2 separate regions of the Mus musculus genome follow, and region 2 is linked to region 1. A link is a loop called in an ENCODE intact Hi-C map of the cell type or tissue named here. Cell type or tissue: left cerebral cortex. All regions are shown on one strand. Each heading gives the region's core, and the rest is flanking DNA. Links, peaks and the distances in the headings are about the cores only.

Region 1 (5,000 bases), core at 1-5,000:
ACGCGGTCTACGATTCATCTCTGGGCATCGGGCTTCGCATCAATCACAAGTCACTCATTGTGGAACCTGTCACAAGACATAATGGCTCACACCAGTTGCAACTTGCAGGAACTCCTCCTGAAGAGGGTTTTCAAAATAGTTAAGAACCTTGCAAAATGCAATAGAAGCAACACAATCTTTCTTAGCCTTTTATTTCACCGTCTTTCCTGTATTAATTTTGCATATCTTAAAAGTGCCGGGTGGGCTGTATAATGAAGATTGTTTTGCAAAGGCAAATGAGACCCACCAGTCATTCAAATATCAAATATTTGAATTTTGTCAGTTGACTAAGGAAAATCAGTCAGCCTGTAGTACAAAATGGGGCACACCTGCCTATGATGGTAAATACATTTTACTTCTCAAGCTTAAAGCAAAGGAGACGATGGAGCCTACACAGGGGGTGGAGGTTAGGAGAGATCCTGCTTTTACTCACTGGAGTGTGCATTACATAGGATCCAATCTTACGTAAACTAAATTATTAATGAACCTCAAAAGTGTTTAAATTAGCAAAGCATGTCTGAGATTTGGAGCTGCAAAGGTCCTCTCCCCAGGGAAAGGCAGGCTACGGAACATTAAGGTGTTTATAATGAGGAAGTGCCAGTCTTGCCAACAGGTGGATATTTTTCCCCCTCTCTGGGTCCCTGCATTCTGCTTTGTTTTAGACAAAGGACTCCAAGCCTGTGTAGCTCAAGGGCCCTTGCACTCCTTGTCTAAGAACCTGCAGTCTGGTTCCGGTATCTGCACCACTAGAGAGAATCAACCCATTGGAAAAAGTCACATCACAAGATGGTACTCTTGCTACAATGTTTCCAATTAATTATTTAAAAAGCCAGTTACAACGTTCCCTCTACTTCTCTTTAGGAAGGTCTATTATTCTCAAAGACATATAAACAGAGTGAAAGTCAACCAGGCTTTCAAGTCTTTAAATGCATAGAGGGGTCAGTTTGATGCACGGCAGAACCTTCTACCCACTGCTTAACAGCTTTGAATTTCCTGAGGTGATGGTCCCGCTGGATCAACTAGGTTCTGAGACACGTCTGTGGCCTGACCTCAGATAAAGCTGGGCAACTGGCAGAGTTCACCATGCTCTGCAGGGGCAGAAATAGGCATTCCTTGTTGCTGAGGTGGTTTCATTCTGCTTATTCATTTAAAGACTTAGGCCTTTTCTAGGAACAGTTTGCAAGGTGAATACAACAAGAAGCCAATACAGCAGCAGCTGGGTCCAAATGCTGGCTCACACACGTCTCTCTGGAGCTGGGGTGAATCCAATCATCCAGTGCAGTTCCCCCCACTAGTTAGGGACACCACCGATGTAGACGCTGCCCCGACCGTCATAGGGCACCAGTTTACTACCCACAAATCTGACAAAACGTTCCCAGACTACCTGAACAGATCCTGGAGAGGATCTGAGTCACGGTGCCACAGAGAACCAGGGTCGGGGCTTAGGGGTTTGTCTCTGTCACCAGCACCCTCCGTGCTTCACAAACCACCCATCCACAGCCCTCCCTCTCTGCTGTCTGTAAACTCGGCTTCCTTTTTAGATTCGAGTTTGAACGGTCAATGCATTTATTCAGTAGATCATTCTGAAGCAGCCACGTATTCTGTTCGATAAATGGGGGGAAAAAAAACCCTGTAGGATCATTATCAGGATATAAACTGGCCAATCTCAAGGAATCAAAAACGAGCAAAACTGGCACTTTCTGCAACCCCCTCATGGCTATCATAAACACGAATCATACAAAAGACTCTAAAAAGTAATCAATGCCAAAATCGTCTCCAGATAGGAACAAGTTTGCTTACCCAACACAAATGCACTTTAAAATATCATTTATCCACCAAGAGAGATTGTCACTGATGCCAGAGATCAAATGCATGTTGACTCTATGCAGGATGAATAACATGGAGGGTTATCTCTTTTTTTTTTTTTTTTTTTTTTTTTTTTTTTGGACTACGCTTGAGATTCTATATGCCACGTCTGCACGTGTTATCTGTAATACAACGCAAGCCCATATAAGAGAACAAATGAAGGCAGCTGTAAAACTTCCTTACGGGTTACAGTCAGTAATTAAGGCAAAGAGAAAGGAGAGCGCTCTAAACTGCAGTCTTTCGGAGCCAGGAGCTCCTAATCCCCAAAGATTCCGAAGCATTACCTCATTGCAGCCTTGAGACAAGCTGAGCATTCACTCTGGGTCTTACCCAGCATCCACCGGTTCACACAAAGACAACAGAGGCGTGACCAATCACATTGTGGCTAGCAGGCACTGTTGCAAAGCCCTCTCCCAATATTACCCATTGACATGCTCGCTGGCAGCCCTGCTGAACTTGTTGTCATGGCAACACATCCCAGCTGCTCACCGAGGCTTGTTCTATTACTTTTTTTTTTCTTTTCACCGCTCACTTAGCTAATTAAAATTTTAGAACTATGTTTTGCATGTTGGACGCAAATTAAAACAATGCAGGGTCCTTCTCTTTTCTCCCTCCCCGTCCCCCCCACCCCATTTTTTTCTTCAATGAAGCTTTAAAAAATGCTGGGAAAAGCTAACTGAAGGACACTCCCATGAAGTCCCAATATAACCAATCAATGGAGAGACTGCATGTAGCTGTAGCCAGATGGAATTTGTCGCTAAACCTAATCTGCAGCAAAGCAAAACCAAACCATGAACGTCGCTAACAACACTCTTCCTGTTTTGAAATCTGTAAGCCAATTTGGCATAGATTACGTATGTTGCAATATTTGCATTGTTCTTGGTCAAAATGTTCTCTTAAATGTTGTTGTTTTAACATGATTCTGACTTAAAACAGCTTTACCCAGAATTCCACGATGCAAGCAGAGTGAGTGAGTAAATAAATAAATAAATAAATAAACAAACACAGAGAGGATTGGGGGGTGGAGGGGGCACTGCCAATATGGCAAGTGCTTAGAGAAGTTCTGGCAAAAATCGCCAGGCTGGCAACCTACTGCATGGGTTCCATTTGCCCACCAGTCTCTACCAAGGTGGCAGCCCCACCGCTGAGAACCCATGGAAAGAAATGCCAGCTTTTGTTTACCAAAGCAAAGAGAAATAAATCCAACATTCCCAACTGCTTCAAGGATGATGGCTCCTCCCTTCATCGTCTTTTCTGAAAATTCCCTCTGCGTCCTGAGCCAAACCTTTGTCACTGGGGAGGATACCAAAGGCATCTTTGAAGGTAAACATCTTAAATTTGAAGGTATCTGAGCCTGCCACCGACACAATTAGCTCTGAGCAAGCTGAACGGGCAGAGACAGCAAACATCGAAGTTCAGAAGGTGCAAGTGCTATTGCGAAGGAGGCCAGTCTGCACTGATTTGAATCAAATGAGAAAAGGGGGAGAGCAACAACAGCCTGGGAACACCGACTTGGATTCTGTTTCCTCCGTGGTTGTGCTATTCATTTTTATCAGTGTGAAATAATCCGCAATGGGCAGATTTGTAGCCCCCGAGTAACCGAGGAGGAGGTAGGGGAGAGCAGGACCCGCCCGGGGAACACGGACTGGGAAAACCCTCTGTAGTCTTGCCTGCATCCCTGAAGGTCTACTTCCGAGTACCAAAGAAAGAAGCCCTGCCCACTTAGATAGTCAAGAATGGTCAAGGACACTGTACAAGGACCTACTTTGTCCTCTGCGAGGAGTAAGGAAGGAACACAGGATGGGAGATCGAGGTAGAGATGACAGCTGGAGCCATCTTAGCTAGCAAAGGTGAAGGCTGTTTTCTTCCTTCCAGGCTTCGAGGACCGTGGCGCTAACAGAAGGCGCACGTAGGATGGATTTCTCAGTTAACCACGGTAGAGTGCAAACAGAACCTCCCAACTCCCACCCAGATGACAGTACGAGGGATTTTAAAGGGAGACGAAAACAAAAGAGAAGATGATAGCAGATGAAGCCATCAGAAAACTCTGGAAAATTGGGGGGGAGCAGATGGGTGAGAAGAGACTAGAACTTTTAAATATTACAAGTGGAGTCACCGACCATGGGCGGCGGTGTGGGCGTGGCGCTTCTGAGAGAACTCTGTGTGTACAGTGAAGCCGAGAAAGCTAGTAAACACCTTGTGGGAGAGGAATATAGATTGGGGAGGAGAGGCTATAGAGTCCAGATTTATCCCTAAATTCTAGGAACATTTGTGTCTATGTTCACGTATGTTACCAGTTCTGTCTGCTGAAAACCCTCAAGAAAAAGGGTCTTCAATAGTCTCTACTATAAGAAACCAGGCGTTCTCTGAGAAATGACTGATTCTCACATATAGGTAGGAAGGACAGAAAGAGTGTAAGTGAACCTGGTACTTTCTGTACCAAAACCGAATGCAAGGGAAAACACACACACACAGAGAAAATATGTCAGGACCAACTTAAGAGGGTTTCTATGGCTGTGAAGATACTAAACATAAACAGGACTCCCTCAAAAGACTCGGCATCCTGAAATAAAAAGAACCCGTAACTCCACTGTGGTGTAAAGATAAACAAGACATCATGGGCTATGCCGAAATGGACAGCCCTTTAAAAAAATAAAATAAACCAACAGCAATTCCCAACTTTAGATGACACTATGCAATTAAAGCATCCCACTGGAGAGCCAGCATTGTAGTGAGAGCGACCTAGGCAGGAATAACCAATGGATACATAGTCAAAGCATAAGGGGAAAGATGGTCAGAGAACAAGCCATTTTACAGCCTCAAGACATCCACAGATTTCCATTGTATACAAAGGGGAAAGGAATGGCAAAAGCAAGCCAGCAGCAGCGTCATCAAATGATCACACTTAGTTACTGCCAGGGAAACAAAGAGCCTCCTCAGCCTTGCCCAGCTATGCACCAAAACTACGTAATGCAGTCTTTGTGGTATTCTTATTTTAAAAGTGTTTATTCTAAGCCTAGTCATGAAATAACCACATGTCTTCAAACTGAGGGGGTATTCTATGAAATGATGAATATGTTATGTCCTAAAGGTCA
Region 2 (17,046 bases), core at 6,519-11,518, 210 kb before region 1:
TCTTCCACAGACTCCCCAAGCTCCGCTTAATCTTCAGCTCTGGGTCCTTGCATCTGTCTCCATCAGCTGCTGGATGAAGCCTCTCGGGAGACAGTTATGTTAGCCTCCTGTCTGCAAGCATAGCAGAGTATCATCAATAATGTCAGGGGTTGGCTCTCTCTCATGGGATGGGTCTCAGTTTGGGCCAGTCATTGGTTGGCCATTCCTTATGTTCATAGCAACTTTATTTGTAATACCCAGAAACTTGAAACAACCTGAATGTCCCTCAACTGAAGAACAGATAGAGAAAATGTGGTACATTTACATAGCGGGATACTATCCAACTATTAAAAACAAGGGCATCATGAAATTTATAGGCAAATGGATAGAACCAGAAAATATCATCCTGAGTGATGTAACACAGGCCCAGAAAGACATGCACGGTATGTACTACTCACTTATAAGTGGATACCAGCCATGAAGTACAGGATAACCATACTTCAGTCCACCAACCCAAAGAAGCTATGTAACAAGGAAGGTCCAAAAAAGGATGCTTGAATCTCACTCAGAAGGGAAAATAAAATAGATATCAGAGGTGAATGGACAGAGGGAACTGAGTGGCAGAAGGGATGGGGAGGGAAACAGGGGCGGGGATCAGGTAGGAGGAAGAGAGGGAGAGGGCTGGAAGAAAGAATGGTGGCTTCTCTGAGACCAGCCAGAGACCTGGAATGGGGAAGGCTCCTCGGAGTCTATGGGGTCATCCCAGCTGAGACTCCTAGCTGTGGGGAATATGGATCCTGAAGTGGTCACTTCCTGGAGCCAGGCTGGAATTCCAGTGGAGAGAGGGGAACACCCACCCACACATAAAACCTTTGTCTCAAAATTTGCCCTGCCTACAAGATGTGCAGGGATAGAGATGGAGCAGAGTTTGGGGAGATCGTCCTTTCTCTCCTTTTAAAAATAAGCCCCAGTACCCTTTACTGCTGTGGCCTTCTGAAGTGGGGGGCTCTCAACAGGAAATACTGCTCTCTTAAGTTCTTCTGTTTTCTCAGAGTTCTATGATAAGCACATTTAGGAGCCAATCAGAAGCTCTGGAAGGCAGACTTGCTACTGAGAGTCAAAGTTTAGAGAGAGATTTGGAGGTGGATGCTATGTGGAGAATGGAGAAGAGAGGAATGAGCTGAAGGGCACTCTAGATCGAGGGGCCGGGAGAGAAGCCTGCAGCAGCTAACAGAAGGCTGGCCTGCTACTCAGCTGCAGGTGCTTTGCACCGCAGTATCTTTGGTTCCTTAGTCCCCTGACTAGGGAACTTTACTCCCTGACGCTCAGCCTATAAATAGCTGGGTTCATCACCACCAGTGATGTCATTACCACCAGTGACCAACTATGCCCATCTGCTGGTTAGTTGCTGTCTATCTTCTATTTTACTTGTGCATAGACAACAAAGCCTGAAGTTGTGCCACCTCCATGTCTCCCAGGTACAAAGTCATTTAACTTCTGATGCATTATTATGTTGGACATGCAGAGGCCAGCCTCAGCCCCAGCATCTGAAAGAATACATACACACATTTCTGAAAAATTCTACTTTTACTATAAAGACATCCCTTAAACTGACTAAGATGGTATGCCAATTTTTAGAGCCTATTATTCTAGATACAGTTTAGTGCTATGGTAGGAATCTGTTAGATTTGCTTACCGGGGATCTGGGATACATAGTGTGGAAGATGCAAAAGGAACCATTCAAGAGACATAATGGAGGGCAGCAGCATTGCTGGGTATGCAGAATGGCAGAGACGTTTAATCTGCTGGGGGAAAAATAGCTTTGCAGGATTTGGATCAAATGCAAATGTATTTTAAGAAGAAATAATTGACCACATGTAGGTCAACATCACATCATGGAAGAAGCTGGGATTGGGGCCTGGAAGCAGCAAGAGAGATGGCTCTGTGGTTAAGAACACTCTTCCAAGGGTCCTAAGTTCAATTCCCAGCAACCACTTGGTGGCTCACAACCATCTGTAATGGGATCCAACACCCTCATCTGGTGTGTCTGAAGAGAGCAACAGTGTACTCACATACGTAAAATAAATAAGTCTTGATGAAGAAGAAGAAAAAGGAAGAAACTCTAGGCATGAAAGCAGAGGAAACTAGTGAAGGTGAACTACGTGCTATAAATGAGTGACAGGTCCATTTTACATTGCTATAACAAAACACCCAAGGCTGTAATAGATAAAATCTGAAGGTTGGGTTTTATTTTTGTTTTTGTTAAGTGGGGGGGGGGGGGGGAGAAGTTGCCTCAGAAAAAGAAAAAAAATCCATGAGCATCCTTACAACAATCTCTTTGCGTAAGAGCTATCCCAGTTTTAAGTGACCTGACTCCCACTCTCAGAAGACATCTTTAATTTCTCTTTGAGGATTGAGCACCGTGACCTAATTGACTTCCAATGGCTCAGGTCCCTTAAAGGTTCTCCCACTTAGGGGCTCTGCACTGGGCATCTGGCTTCTAGTGTGAGCCTTCAGAAGACCAACCAACCGTATCCCGAACACAGCAAAGAGGATTGAAGTGTTTCTGAGGGAACGACACCAGCAGACACCCTAACATTTAGGGAATGTGTGTGGGGAGGTTCTGATTGCTGAACGTACAAAGGATAAAATGCGAGCTGAACTAAGCTTGGAAAGGGGATGGCAGGTCACCCAGGCTGACAGCAACAAAAGGTCTCCTGGCATTGTTTGGGCTCTGAAAAGCAGGGGATGTTCAAACCACAGTTGAGCCTTTTGCTGAGAAATAAACCTATTTGACTCTAAGTGTTTGCCATGCTTCAAGTTACAATTAGAGATCCATGACCACTTTTCTGTTTTCAATTTTCCTGAATGGTTACAACTGGCAGTAGGGGAATGTTAAATAAATAAATGAGAGACTTTTGAATGGTTATGAGACAGTGGTACTTTCCCCATAGGTGAGTAAGCTAGCTTCGTGCGGCTTCAGCTTTCAGAGTAGTTTGATGGCCACGTGCTACAATGCAGAGGGAGGACTGTGTATCTATAGATTCCATACTATCTACTACTCTACCCATTACTTAGATAAGGACTTAAGTGTGCAGAGGCCCTAAGGGACTTCCCTAAGATCACGCAAGACAGTAACAGGAAGAACTTGTTCTCACACTTGCATGTTGTGACTCCAACACCTGCCCCTTTAACCACAATGGGGAGGAGGAGGAAGAAGTGGGGAAGAGCAGAGGAGGAGGAGGAAGGGGAGGGGCAAGGGAAGAGGAAGGAGGAGGAAGAGGAAGAGGAAGAGGAAGAGGAAGAGGAAGAGGAAGAGGGAGAAATACAAAATGAACCAACATTTAATATTTGGAAATGATGAGAAACAATAAGACTTACTGAAAACTAATAAGCCTGACAAATGTCTGTTGTTGAAGAAAACTCAGTTCTGACACTTGTCGATGATGGGCAGGTGGCCTTATGCAAGGGAGAGCCATCAGTTGGTCACAGGGGGCCTCTGCAAGGGAGCATCTAGCAGGGGGGAGACAATGGGCTGGAGTACCAGCAGGGCTCCGTGGATAGCATAAACCAGAGGCGGGCAAACAAGCTCCGCAGATGTGTAAAAATAGATGCGGGTCAGGCAGGAATACGGAGACGAGCACTCGTAGGCTGTGAGGCTGATACATCGAGTTTTGTTTTGTTCTGTTCTGTTTTCTCAGCTACCATTTTCACTCTAGCAATTAAAAAAAATGTAAGTATGAGCTGCAAGAGAAAGGCTAGGTAAAGAGGATCTGCTGGGGTGAGTCAGGGCTCAGGCTGGAGTCAGGGCTCAGGCTGCTCCAAGCTCACAATGATAACCTTGCTGAGCTCGTGGGAGCAAAGGCAGCTGAGCTGGGGAGAAAGCTGGAGCAGCTGGCCAAGGAGCAGACAGACTCCTGTGCTTCCAGAAAGGTGTGTGTGTGTGTGTGTGTGTGTGTGTGTGTGTGTGTGTGTGTGTGTGTGTGTGTGTTTCTAGAACAAGGCTAACCCTGGGGACTGGCCCAGCACCTGTTGTCAGCCTTTGAAGAATATGGGCAGTCCACCCAAAGACCCATCCCCTGACGATGAGTCTGAGGTGACCCTTGGTGTTGGGTCCCACAGAAAATCTCTCCAGGCCTTACCTTTCCTCTTTCTCCTCACCTCTTCTTCCTTCGCTAACTTCCCTCCTCTCAGTCCAGACGCAGCAGCTCTCCAGAGTACAGGAAGCCTCTCATAACTTTCCAGCTAGATGGAAGAGAGCAAAGAAAGATGGAAGGGCATGGCCTCTTGGGATTCAGAGCACAGAGGATGGAGGTTGAAGGAAGAGAAGTGTCTTAATCAGGGTTCCTGTTGTTGTAATGAAGCGCCATGAGTAAGAAAGCAAGTTGGGGAGGAAAGGGTTTATTCAGCTTACACTTCCACACACTGCCAGGTCATCACCAAAGCAAGTCAGGACAGGAACTCAAGCAGGGCAGGAACCCAGAGGCAGGAGCTGATGTAGAGGCCATGGGGATGTTGCTTATTGGCTTGCTTTCATGGCTTGCTCAGCCTGCTTTTTTGTTTTGTTTTGTTTTGTTTTGTTTGTTGTTATTTGTTTGTTTTTCAAGACAGGGTTTCTCTGTGTAGCCCTGGCTGTCCTGGAACTCATTCGGTAGACCAGGCTGGCCTCGAAATCAGAAATTCACCTGCCTCTGCCTCCCAAGTGCTGGGATTAAAGGTGTTTGTCACCACTATCCGGCTAGCCTGCTTTCTTATAGATCCCAGGACCACCAGGCCAGGGCTGCACCACCCACAATGGGAATGAGTATTCCCCATCAATCAATCACTAACTGTGAAAATGCCTTACAGCTGGATCTTCTGGGGGCATTTCCTCAACTGAAGCTTTTTCTTCTCTGATGACTCTAGCTTGTGTCAAGTTGACAAAAACCAGACAGTGCAAGGGTATTGCCCTATGACACTGGGGTTTGGTGGTAGTCTTAGTACTTTAGGAATTACTTTTGATTGTTTTTGTGTGTTTCATGGCATCTTCTATAAACTATCTTTGCTGTGGTTATTATCACAGTTGCCCCATGGAAGCAGGAGCAAGCTGCCATAAGATGACAAAAGTGTCCGAAGCCATTGTTCTGAAGGAAGAAACCATAGGGGCTTTGGCTGAGGGGGCGGTGCTTCAGCTTTGCTGAACTAAAAGGGGTAATGGATTTGAATAAAGAAGAATGATGTCTCTGCTCGATGAACTAGTTAGCACATACTCTCAGTTCTCCCTAGCAACGGAGGCACTGGTGATGGTCATGATTCTGAAGAGATGCTGCAGGCTGCTCTCCTTCTAGCTTCTGTTCCCTGGAAGCTGATATCTACGCAAAGGTCCTCTGCTGGGTAAAAAAATCCACTTGAGGGCGGAGGCTGTAGTTCACATTTGACATGTATGTGTGCATGTATTTAATAAGTGTGCATTGCAATTTCTTAACCATGGTGATTCTATCATATCTGTTCTGTTTCACTTTTAAATGTTATTCGTTGACAAGCAAAAACTTTAGTGGGGATAAAACTACTCACACTGCAGCTCTGAATAAAAACTCTTTCCTTTAGTTCTTTGGGCTTTAAATTTAAAACACAGTGTGTGGAATGTCTGGCTTTCTATGATGGAAGCTCAGGCTTCCCCCTTCTGTAAATTCTGGCGTTCAGTTTTTTGTTTTTGTTTTTTTTCAAAATTGTCCTTGGTAGTTCCTCTTTGTTTTTGTTTAAGAATAGAGTTTTGGGCGTGGGAAGACTGGAAGAAACCACAGCCGCAAACAAACAGAGAAAAGCAGAGAACACTACTCCGGTCCTGCTTGCTTATGGAGCCTGCTTAAGTGTGTTTCGTCTCCGTGCCAAATGACACTTGCTCAAATTGCAGCATTTTTTTTTCCTGATGCCCTTGTCAATGTTTGTGTTATTATTTTACTCTAAAGATGAAACAGATTGCTCTAAAATAAATCACTAATCGAATGTTCCTAAGAGTCCCAGCGCTTGAGCCTTTCTTTCACTTCTGGCTTCTCTGCTGGGCCAGCGCTCTGTCCGCAGAACCAGCCCACTTTGGTACCCAGCTCCATGTGGAGTGATGTTCTCTTGCTTTGTTTTTTCAACTGGAGTCTGTTTTTGCACTATTGGGTTCCAAATGTTATAAGGTGAACAATGAAGTAATAACTTGTCTTTTCTAAGAAAGGAGAGAACCATGTAGCAGCTGGGTCCCCTGCCTTGTGGGAGGAAAATTGAAGGGACGCAGAACTGTCTCTGGGCTGAGACTTTAAAACACCTGTCACAAGAATCCACTTTTTTCCAGGCTGAGGCATGTGGAGACCTCAGGCGATGGAGAGATGGCCAAATTCTACCCGAAGTACCCTCGCTGTAATTGCAATTTGTTTTTCAGTGTGTGTGTGTGTGTGTGTGTGTGTGTGTGTGTGTGTGTGTGTGTGTTGCACACACAGAAATCAAAGGACCAGAAGTCAGAGGATAAGTTGAGAGAATCAGTTCTCTCCTTTCAGTGTTGGTTCTGGGGATCGAACTCAGATCTCCAAGCTTGGTGGCAAACTCCTTTCCCTGCTATGTCTCTCACCTGCCCCCTCGATGTAACTTAAAACACAGAAGTTGGAAAGATCTAGCTGTATGCAAAGTGATCCCATCCGCAACTTGTAGATACCTGTTTTATTTTTGAGACAGGGTGTCATTATGCCAATCTGGACGATCTGGGATCTGGTGTGTACACCTGGCTGGGCTCGCAAATGGTGGTTCTCTTTTTGTCGTCCTCTTGGCACCATCTATAAAAACGGAGTCTCTGTATAACAACAGAAAAGATCAAGTTGTGGTACTTTCTCTCCTTCCTAAACGAGCACGAGACGCTTTGGCAATCGAATTAAACGAGGGTTGTAGACAAAGACTAAGCCTGTCTCCTCATCCCCGCAGGCCGCCACTGTGAGGTCCACCAGATGATCGGCAACTACATGTGGGATCCCAGAACCAACAAGTCATTTGACATCGGGGTCAACCGAGACAGCCTGATGCCCCTGTGGTGGAACGGGTCAGAACCGCTGTGGATCACTCTGATGAAAGCCAGGAGGAAAGTCTACATGTATTACTGGCCCGGTGAGTGTGCCGACCTGCAGGCTTCGCCCCCCTCGGGCGCCCTGCTTCCAAACCTCAAACATGTGACCTTTGTCTTTCGGAGGTTGACCTCCTCTGCTTAATTGTCTCAGTTGCATTCGCTTTCCTACCAATGATATGAAAGCCACGGTGTATGTAAGCTGCCTTTCTTCTCCTTGATTCCTCTGTGACTGTGCCCTTAGGTCGGGTCTAGAACTTAGTGAATCGTGGTGCAGGGAACTGGCGCTCAAGGGCTCTGTGAGGAGACTTAGAAGGTTTTTGAATAACTGCTCAAGAGTGGTGTAGCTGGGTCATACCATAGATCTGTTGCTAGTTGATTGAGAAGCCTCCGTACTTATTTTTGTGGTGCTGGAACTAGCTTACATTCCGGCCAACAGAGCACGAGGATTCTGTTTTGTCCAGATCTGTGCAAGCATTTGTTGTTTGTTTTCTTAGGGTCGGCTACTCTGACAGGGCTAAGACAGACTCTTAGTGTAGCTTTGATTTGTATTTCTGCAGTTGTTAATGAGGCTGGAGTTTTTCAGATAGCTGCATTTTTTCTTTTATGGATTATCTGTTTATTTCATTATCCAGTCTATTAACTGGGTTTCTTGTTTTTTGTTTTGTTTTGTTTTGTTTTGTTTTGTTTTTAGTTCAGTGTATAGTCTGGATAATAACCATCTCCCAAATGCATAAATGACAAAGATATTATATGGGCACATTTTAAAAATTCCTTTCTTGAGCTCTATAGCGTCATCGGGTAAAACGTCACTTCCTGGTTCTCTTGTTCCAGTGTCTCGTGCTTGATTTTCACGTGCAACGTTTTCAATACGTAAGGGAGCTCACTTTTAGTCTGCTCACTGATTTATCACAGAGGAATTGCATATACTGTTTCTATATACTTTTTTCAAAATAACATTTTTATTTATTCTTTGAAAATTTTATCCAATATATTTGCATTTCTCTACCTTTGCATCAAAAATGAAAAAAAAAATCAAAGTACGACTGCTTGGTAATGAATTATGTAACACCTCTTCTAGCTGGCACCTTTTATACATCCAGACAATTGGGAAGCAAAACTGTTTTACTGTAATGAAGCAAGTAGTGCTACAACCTGCCATGTCCATTGTAAAACGTCAGTGGCTACTGTCATTCCATCCACTGAAGAGCTTTCATGAGGAATGAGGAGATTCAGGGTCAGCCAAAGGCATTCACAGCCAAACCGGAAGACCTGGGCTCAACCTCCAGAACCCACATGTTGGAAGAACAGACTCAAGCAAGTCTTCTTCACACACACACACACACACACACACACACACACACACACACACACACACACACAGACACAGACAGACAGACAGACAGACAGACAGACAGACACACACACACAAAGTATGAAGGAATTCAACACTGACCAAACAATGACTTTGCTACAGTGGATTCATTCTTTAGCAGGTGAGGTAGCAATATGATACATGGCTATAGTGCTTTCTCCCAACAATATAAAACTTAGATTCTTGTCATTACGGAGCCAGCTACTGGTAAAAGTCTACAAGAGATGAACAACGATCAGGTGGGAGGTAGGCAGAAGCAGCAGAGATCTCGCTGGCCTGGGTTGTGGAGAGCTGGGGGGCGGGGGCAGAAACAGATGAGAGAATTGTGAAAGCAGAGTGGATTGTGGGAGAGGGCCACTGACAGGCGTGGGGGAGAAGGGAGAGGAGAATGAGTCATCAGAAGCTGAGTCACAGATGGCCTGTGTTGAGGGTGTGGGCATTCCACAGGAGCTCGGAGGATGCTATCTGGAGGTGGCAACACATGGAGAGATGCTCAGGGTCCACAAGGGCGTGCCAGATATCAAAGGAGCACTGGACACAGAGTATGGAGGCTGCAAAGGGCAGCCCCATGCTCATGAAGGCCAGCACACACTGTGTTAAATCCACACTGTGCAGAGCTAACAGGCTTATTCTGCCGACAGAGATAATTCAGAGTGACACCATGGACTGTTCATACCCATCAGTCACCTAAACTAACTTGAGATGCTTCAGATCAGGGAAGGGGAATCAGTCACATCTGACGTCCCTGTGGCCAAGTATATCTGACAGAAATTAAGAGAAGGGTTTATTTTGCTCCTGGTTTCAAATGTTGAAGTCCACAGCCACTTGGTACCATGAACTTGAGTAGAAAATTATAATTTGTGGAGCTGGTGGCAGAGAACAGCCATTCACATCTCAGTGGACCAAAGACCACTGAAATCAGAGATGAGGCTACAACTGTCAAAGGCCCACCCTGAGTCCTAGTAACCTACACAGCATCACCATAGCATCACCATAGCATCACCCAATAGTGCCATGAGAGAAAGCATTCAAAGTGTGAATCTATGGGGAAACATTTGTGGCTCCCAGAACATAACAGTTTAAAGAGATTCCTTTATCTAAAATAGAATACCCAACTATGGCCATGAAGTTGGTTGCTAGACAAAAGAAATGTAGGTCAATTCAGGAGACTTATCTAAAGGGTCAAGTTCAGAGTTAAGCCTGTTTTGGTGAGGTCTAAAACCGAGAGTTTGCTGCATATTAAGGTTGGTTTTAGAAGCATCATTGTCAGTGAACACAAGAGATTGCATGCATAGACACAGAAGAAAGAATATGACATTTCTTGGTCATTGCCCTAAGGACCACCAAGGTGAATATTGCCACAATACCATGGTAGCTACCTTCTGTAATATCTGACTGGCTTCATTGTCTTTATTGTGAAACCTTAAATCTTAATGTTTTAAAAGGCACCAACCACACAATTGCTACCCTCTAACATGTCTAGTCCTTGCTTGCATACCACTCTGTCAGTGGTATAGCCGTAGAAGCCAGTGGTATGGCAAGGTGGGAGGAAATCCAGAGAGAGGCAGTGGTCATACGCCAAAGTTCTTATTGCTTATTACAGAGTGTTGTTTTTCCTTTCATCATCAAGAATCTTAATTTATGTATCACTGAATATGTGATGGATCTCGAAATTAGTTCCCTTGTACTGTATCTCATTAAGCCCTTACAGCTCCTTCCAGAAGGGCCCATCAGTTCTTTTGAGTCATAGTTCAGCAGTTCCTATGACATGGTAAAACTGCCTGAGTTAACAATGAGAAAGAAAGAGGCTAAAAAGAGATTTCCTCCCTGTACCATCATAGAGATTGACCCACGATCTGAATGGAAGTCTTCACAGGAATTAAATGAGAAACTCCTTGTTTCCTAGACACTGTCTAGTCCTTCAAAACTGAACACCCAACTGAAGTCTTTCTGAGGGCAGGCTGCCCAGCCCAGGTTGCGGTACCCCAGTGACCTAATTTCTGCCAGTGAAGACCCAAGGGAGTCCTAGTCACTGTTGTTCATTCTCTCCCCTCCTTGCTATACTCCAGCCTTGGACAATGAACTACCAAGCGTTCATTTGTCTCTACAAGATTAAGCCAAGTGTCATGCATGTCTGCTAAACACGCCTGGATTTTATTTCTCTTCCTTCATCTTCTGTTTCCTTTTCCACTCCCCGTGGGACATTGTACAGACTTCTCTGTGAGGCCTGGACAATCTTCATGGCTCCAGTGAGCTGTGTTATGACACTTTGAGTCTCTCCATTAAGTCAATATTTAGAAGTGCAACTTAGAGATGGCAGTAGTTCAAGTCTTCCTGTCAGGTAGAGAGAGCCCTGGTGTGACAAATTGAGCAGGGAGGAAGAGTCCGCCCTCCCTCAGCCCAGATCTTCACACAGTTAAGGCTTGTCAACAGAACCTACAAAGCCCTCCCTGCCCACCGCTCCTGTGTGGTTGCACAGAGGAAACCATGCTAAAGAAATGGTTCAAGGCTGAAATAAGTCAGAAGTAGTGTACCTGGGACCCACCGCTGCTCCACAAAGGTTAAGAGCTAGCTAGTTACATATTGATCTCGAACTTTTTGATGTCAAGGAAATTTTACTTTGGAGGACAAAAACGCATCTTCTACTGATATTGAAGAGCAACTCAGAGCTGGGTGGATATCCCGAGGATGAAGAGGAGTAATTGGGGGTGGCTATTGAGAATTTCTGTGGAAAGGTCATCTGAGCGCCTCACATCAGCAGACTCACCTACACAGTGGCAGCAGATTTTAAGTTCATTCTTTAGTTGCCCTTTAAGGGTTGACATTCCAGTCCTATGTCTTTCATTATGGATTTTGCTGTGTTAATTCTCTACAGCCTGGCACCAAGAGGACTTGGACACAACCACCCATTTGCCCCAGGATGATGTTGGGTGTGCCTTGGCTCACTGGCATTGCATCTTCCTGTTCTGTGTAGGTGTTCAGACCAATAAGCTACTTTTTATTCAGAAGAACACACATAGATACTTGCCAGTTCTCCCTCCATTTCTAGACAAGGGCTGTATGTGGCTATCATAGCTCCACCATTGCCTCTATGCACATGACACCAAACCTCTGGATGAAACCACAATTCTTTTCCAGCCAGATATTTGACAATGCAAATAAAACAATCTGGAGAGTCACTATATTTCCTAACACTGTCATCAGTTTGGCATTAGTCTTTGAGATGTATATAATTTTAGAACTGGAAGAGGCCTTGGTACATAGTTTGTTGGCTCCAACACTTGTTAACCACAAGCTTCATTTGGAAAGTGGCCAAAACTACAATTTTGAGAATTGAAGGCATAAATATGTGTCAAAGAGCTTGTTTAATATGTGCCAGGCTCTAGGTTTAATCTCTATAACCTCAAAAAAGTAATAAAAGAAGGAAGGAGGGAAAGAATGGTCCAATTCAATGGGCCACCAGTGTCATTTTTCTCTAGACTTTTGAGTGCAGAATTGTGCCCCCCTCCCCACATGCCCCTCCCATTTTCTCTACCCCAATTCCAACACTTCCCTGGAATTACTGAGAAACTACGGGGAGGAGGTGTTGTTGTCGCTGCTGTTTTGTTTTATTTCCAATACAGCAAAAATAGGAGAGTTGGCAGTAGGTAAAGTGCCTGCCACGCAAGAATGAATGACCTGAGTTTAGATTCCCCAACACCCACATAACAAAGCAACTGTGGCCATGGATGCCTGTATTACCAGGGCTGGGAAAGCAGAGACAGACAGGTCCCTGGGGCTTGCTGGTCAGTCTAGCCTAATAGGTAATCTCCAGGATCAATAAGAGATGCTGTTTCAAAACTAAAGTGGAACGCAACTGAAGAAGAAACCTAGTGGCGACCTCTGGCCTACGTGTACGTGCATACTCTCACACAACATACACACACTAAGTAGGGAATAGGAAGGGGTCCTTACAGGGCCATGGGGATAATACCCACTGTCTACCCTAGATGTTCCTAGGAGTGACTCAGAACACCTGAGACACCTTCAGACATGGGGGTAGGGACAGTTTGTAAGGTCTCAAAGGACACAGACTGGATTGGGAGGGATGAGAAGGAATCTCTCAGCAGGGGCCAGAGATCCAGCATCCCAGATGAAGACAAGGGTTTTGCTGGCATTTTATACCCTAAGTAAGTCCAGTAAGCTCTCATTCAAAGTCCTTGTTAGGGAAGGAAGCCTTGCTCAGGAACACCACACACTGCAGGAAGTCCTGATGGCTTCCTTGATGAGAGGTGCCACATCCTGAGTTAGAAGTGCTTGAAGCACTTGCTTCAGACATGAAGGTGTCACTGCTGGTTATCCCAAGGGGCCTCTCGTAGTGGTCACTCTGTCTTCATCTTGTCCCCCTTGGGAGGAGGATATTCATGACCCAGGTCTGGTGGATTTTATTCCCCTGATCTAAAAGCTCATTCTGACTTTGGCCTATTGAGCAGAGCCTTGGCCTTGCAGAAAGCCTATTCCTTCTCATCTGGGCTTCCCGTTAACCACATTTTGGTCCCACTAGATCTCTTCCCGAGCTTCTGGACTCAAGGGTAACAGGTGAGCTGCTTCTCATCGGGTTTGCTTCTCCGGCTTGTCTCACCTTGTACACAAGCCCAGCCTTCCATGACATAGCCTACTCCCTCCCTCCTGACATCCGGAGAAAGCTTTCTGGGACCAGGCCAACCCTGGGGAAAGGGTATCTGAGATCAAAGGCTATGCTTCCCTCCAAAAACTTGTTCCCACAAGCTCCCGTACCTCAGATGTGTTTTCCTGGAAAAGGTTGCGTGTTTCTGTGAGAGTTAATTGGCTTAGCTACTTTAATAAGGCCTCTTGAGACGTGTATTCAACAGTTGCACACCTGTCTCACATCACATAAAATGCAGCTCACAGGAGTTATTGTTACAAGACGTGTCAAAGTTGGCAAGCAGGAACTCCACTTGGAAGGCGAGACCTTTGCTCTAGGAAACCGGGAGAAATGTGATGTTTATGGGCTCAGCTTGGTGGTCCTCAGAGAGAGTTGCTAGGAGGCAAAGCACGTTGAAGATATGCACAATTAAAAAGTATCAGAAATAGGAGATCAGAACCAGCCCACAGAGAGACTTTGGGACATTCACTTCTATCTAAGGGTTGTGTTTTCAAATCTATGAAAGAACAGGGTTTGACGTATTGCTTTGAAATTGTTCAATCCATAAGGATGCCACATCTACACGCATGTATCACCCACACTGTAGACATTCTGGATTTTCATATTTGTTTTGATAGTTTATTTTGGCCAACAAGGCCTTGTTGTGAAAAGTTATAAGTATATTAAAATAATCTGGTAGATGAAGAATGAGAAAAACTACCTTAAAATATTTAGCACAAAGGTGCACAAACGTAGTGGTGGTCCCTGGTGATTGCTCTTTGTACCTTGACTTGCTTATTATAACACTTAGTAGGTCATCAGAAATAGCAAGGACCAGAGTAAGTCCTGATGAGTGTACCTTAATTAAGGACAATTCTCTTCTAAGTTCACCAGCAATGATGAATGAGGATGGAATGAAAAGAGAAAGCTTGTTCTCAAGGTTGTCATGGAAACAAAGTATAACTTCCAGACCATGTCTTGGTCATGGCTGTCCATGCAGACCCCTGGGGCAACAGTCCAACACTTCATCCTTCCCTCGGTCATGCTTGGGTGACCTGTAGTGACCTCAGTGGACTAAATTTCCTGTTCTCTGCACAACCGTGAAACAGGTCTGGAGGTAGCAGCCTGGAAGTTGAGAAATACTCGCCCACATTCACGGATCGCAGAACTAGCCTGTGGCAGATCCAGAAGACAGTCCACAGACTCCTGATTAGAGAGCTGTCCACACTACACCCCCAGTCTGCTGATTCCTATCAAAGACCAAAGAAAAATGAAACAAAGCACCCACACAAACCCACCTAGGAATAATTAACTCTGCTCTCGCTGAAACTACCCATTCGGTTTATACCACGCTCCATTGTGCCGCCATTGTCTTTTGTTGCTGACTTTCTTTTTCAGTCATTTACTCATTCTTGGCTTTTAGCATCTCAGATAAGGCACAGTTTTTTCCTTTTGAGAGATCACCCAGGAAAGACCACACTGGACTGACAGAGAAGGAGGATAGACTTGCCCCAGGCTTGGTCTAGACTGTTACTTATCCAGTCCATGGTCTGGGGTGTGTGGAAGTATATAGCTTCCATCTCAAATGATGGCACCTTCAGAACATGCATTCAGAGCATCTCCCAACGGAGAAAGGACTTCTTGTTCCATTGTCGGAATCTCTGACTCGGAATGAACACTGAGTCACAATGCATGCTGGGATGGTTCTTTCTCTTTCTGCTTTGCTTACAGAACTTGGGTTATGATTGACACCAAGTTATAACCCATTTCTCATCACTGGCTCCCAACACCACTTCATGGTCTGTCATTCTCTGGACATTGCACTTTTGTAGGACAGAGCTACTGTGACCTCCTTTCCTAGTTTGAATGTCTTCAAACTGGGTTCCCAAGCCTCTCCAAGAACAAGAATAGTTTTAATAGAATATTTTATGGAACCCCCAATTATGTAATGTTTTATATAACCTAGAATATTTGGTATTAAAATTGCTCTGACTGAAATATACCCTTTTCTCACTTCACATAAGAAACAATACCTCTCCCCCAGAATCTCACTGAGGCACGTTGTGCTATCCTGATGATTCATAAAGACAGACAGCACCAGTCAGACACACAGCTCAAATACTTGTGCATTTGGAAAGTAAGTGAAAAAAAAATAAACAGCTGCTAGTGCTGGCTTTTAAAGTTATTTAAGAAAAACTTAATTGAATTGCCATCTGAAATATTGTTTTAAAATTTATGCTAGATCACATTTTGGCATTAGAAGAATTAAATTACAGGAGTACAAACTACTTCTATTTTCATCTACTTGTTTATATGAACAGCTTTCTTAGCACTAACACTAACAAAGAAAAGCAGAACTGATTCTGAACTTATATCATTCTAGTGATTAATCATTTCCATCCATGGATATAAGTTAACTTTTAAAAGCTTTTTTGTTCCTTGGACTCAGAAATGCCTGTATGATAAAATGTCTTTTTGTTATTGCTTTAAAATGGTTAGAATTTGCAGTTCTACTTGATACAAAGGTAGGCTAAGTCGTTTTCAAAACTACTGGACAGTTGACACGTCTGTGCTTGTGTAATAGATTGGGCATACACTGAGACCTTTGACAGAGAGGTGTATCTGACAATCATGTGCATGTCTACAACAGTCAAATGCTGATCTCAAAAGCAGCAGTTGGGAGGCAATGGAACTTCAGTTTTGAAAAGATCATAAGATAAAAGAAGGCATAGACATTGGAATTCAGTGTCTACTAATGGAGGCCCAGTAATCATTCCATTATTTCAATGAGGACAATAAAGAACGTCATCTGAGGAATAAAGATTAGTGGTAAGGACCAGTATCAGCTTGGAGAGGGGTTCCTGAGAGAAGGAGAGTTTGAGATCAGAAAAAAAGTCAAATCATGGGGTGAAAACTGACAGCCTGAGTTCTGCTCGAGACAGCTTTCTAGACAACCCTCTGCTTGAGACAGCTCTCTCTTGAAAACTATTCTAAAAAACTCTCTGGATAGTTCATATCATGCAGCCCAAAAGTCCAGTCTTTTATTTACATGTCAATTCAACCATTTACTCCAGGTTTCCTTTTGATTACCTCACGAATCAGCATTTCATGACCCTGACCCTTGATTCTTAGAAAGAGACAGCAAGTACATTTGTTTTTTAAGTGTTGCAAATGAATTTAGAGATCTGCCTGCCTTAGTAAGCACAGACAATAAACTAGCTGGGTGGGATCCTATCCTGAGATTACCATTTCCACCATACCTGGGCTCAAACTAGCTCTGTTCCAGGCTGACCTTGAACCCCAGAATCTGGCTGTCTTTGAATCTTTATGACATACTGATTCATAGTAGAGCTGCCTCTATTCTTTTAGGTTCATGAAGCACCTCATACGATTCATACTGCATTCTTATAATTTGCACAGTTGAAAAATTATGTATTTTTGAATTCAGAGTTCCTCCCACATCCTTAAGGGCTGTCCTGGAGGTCTCGGCATTTACCGCTTTGCTAAGGACATAGACACACCGTCACATCCTGGACTTGTGCTGTCTCTGACTATCATGTAGTCATTAATCTTGGCAGGGAGAAAACTCCCCAATAACTTTGGCAGAGAGGATATTTCCTGAAGAAGTATCATGACATGTGTGTGTGTGTGTGTGTGTGTGTGTGTGTGTGTGTGTGTGTGTATACACTATATTTATATAATATATACACTTACATATGCTTCATGCCCATCGACCAGCCATACTCCTGAAAGCACATAGTCTGTTGGCTCTATTCTAGGAGTGGGAACCATATCACACCATCCCTTCCTGGCCATGCAGGGTTTGGCAAATTAGGTAGTATAGTGGGTGGCATCTGTAACCATGTGTTTTCCCTCCCAGCCCCAAGTTCCAGGAATAACAACTCTGAGGCTTAGATATTTTGAAACGTGTGGATACTTCATTCCTCCTTAGAATAGGGAACAAAATACCCA

What was found. Hi-C counts contacts between places; a loop is a spot of excess contacts. Peaks named below come from ENCODE experiments on the same cell type or tissue, not always from the same donor. Only the 100,000 strongest peaks of a DNase experiment are listed, where the experiment ranks them.
Region 2: it touches region 1 in a loop (8-fold over the local background); 1 of 42 quality-filtered maps calls a loop at or near these places.

Annotation. Positions count from the first base shown.
Region 1 is chr8:47,240,495-47,245,494 of GRCm38, forward strand. All of the region lies in intron 1 of Stox2 (storkhead box 2), which reads right to left. Among named protein-coding and RNA genes, the nearest start is that of Gm51570, 22 kb to the left of the region's middle. In left cerebral cortex, for the core only: no CTCF peak of the experiment used is centred there; DNase peaks (open chromatin) are centred at 2,288, 2,660, 2,956, 3,382 and 2 more places; H3K4me3 peaks cover 2,484 bases; H3K27ac peaks cover 3,254 bases.
Region 2 is chr8:47,023,498-47,040,543 of GRCm38, forward strand. It overlaps Enpp6 (ectonucleotide pyrophosphatase/phosphodiesterase 6), which reads left to right. Exons shown (of 8, transcript NM_177304.4): 2 at 6,919-7,098. Among named protein-coding and RNA genes, the nearest start is that of Enpp6, 45 kb to the left of the region's middle. In left cerebral cortex, for the core only: CTCF peaks have their summits at 8,885 and 9,084; a DNase peak (open chromatin) is centred at 8,775.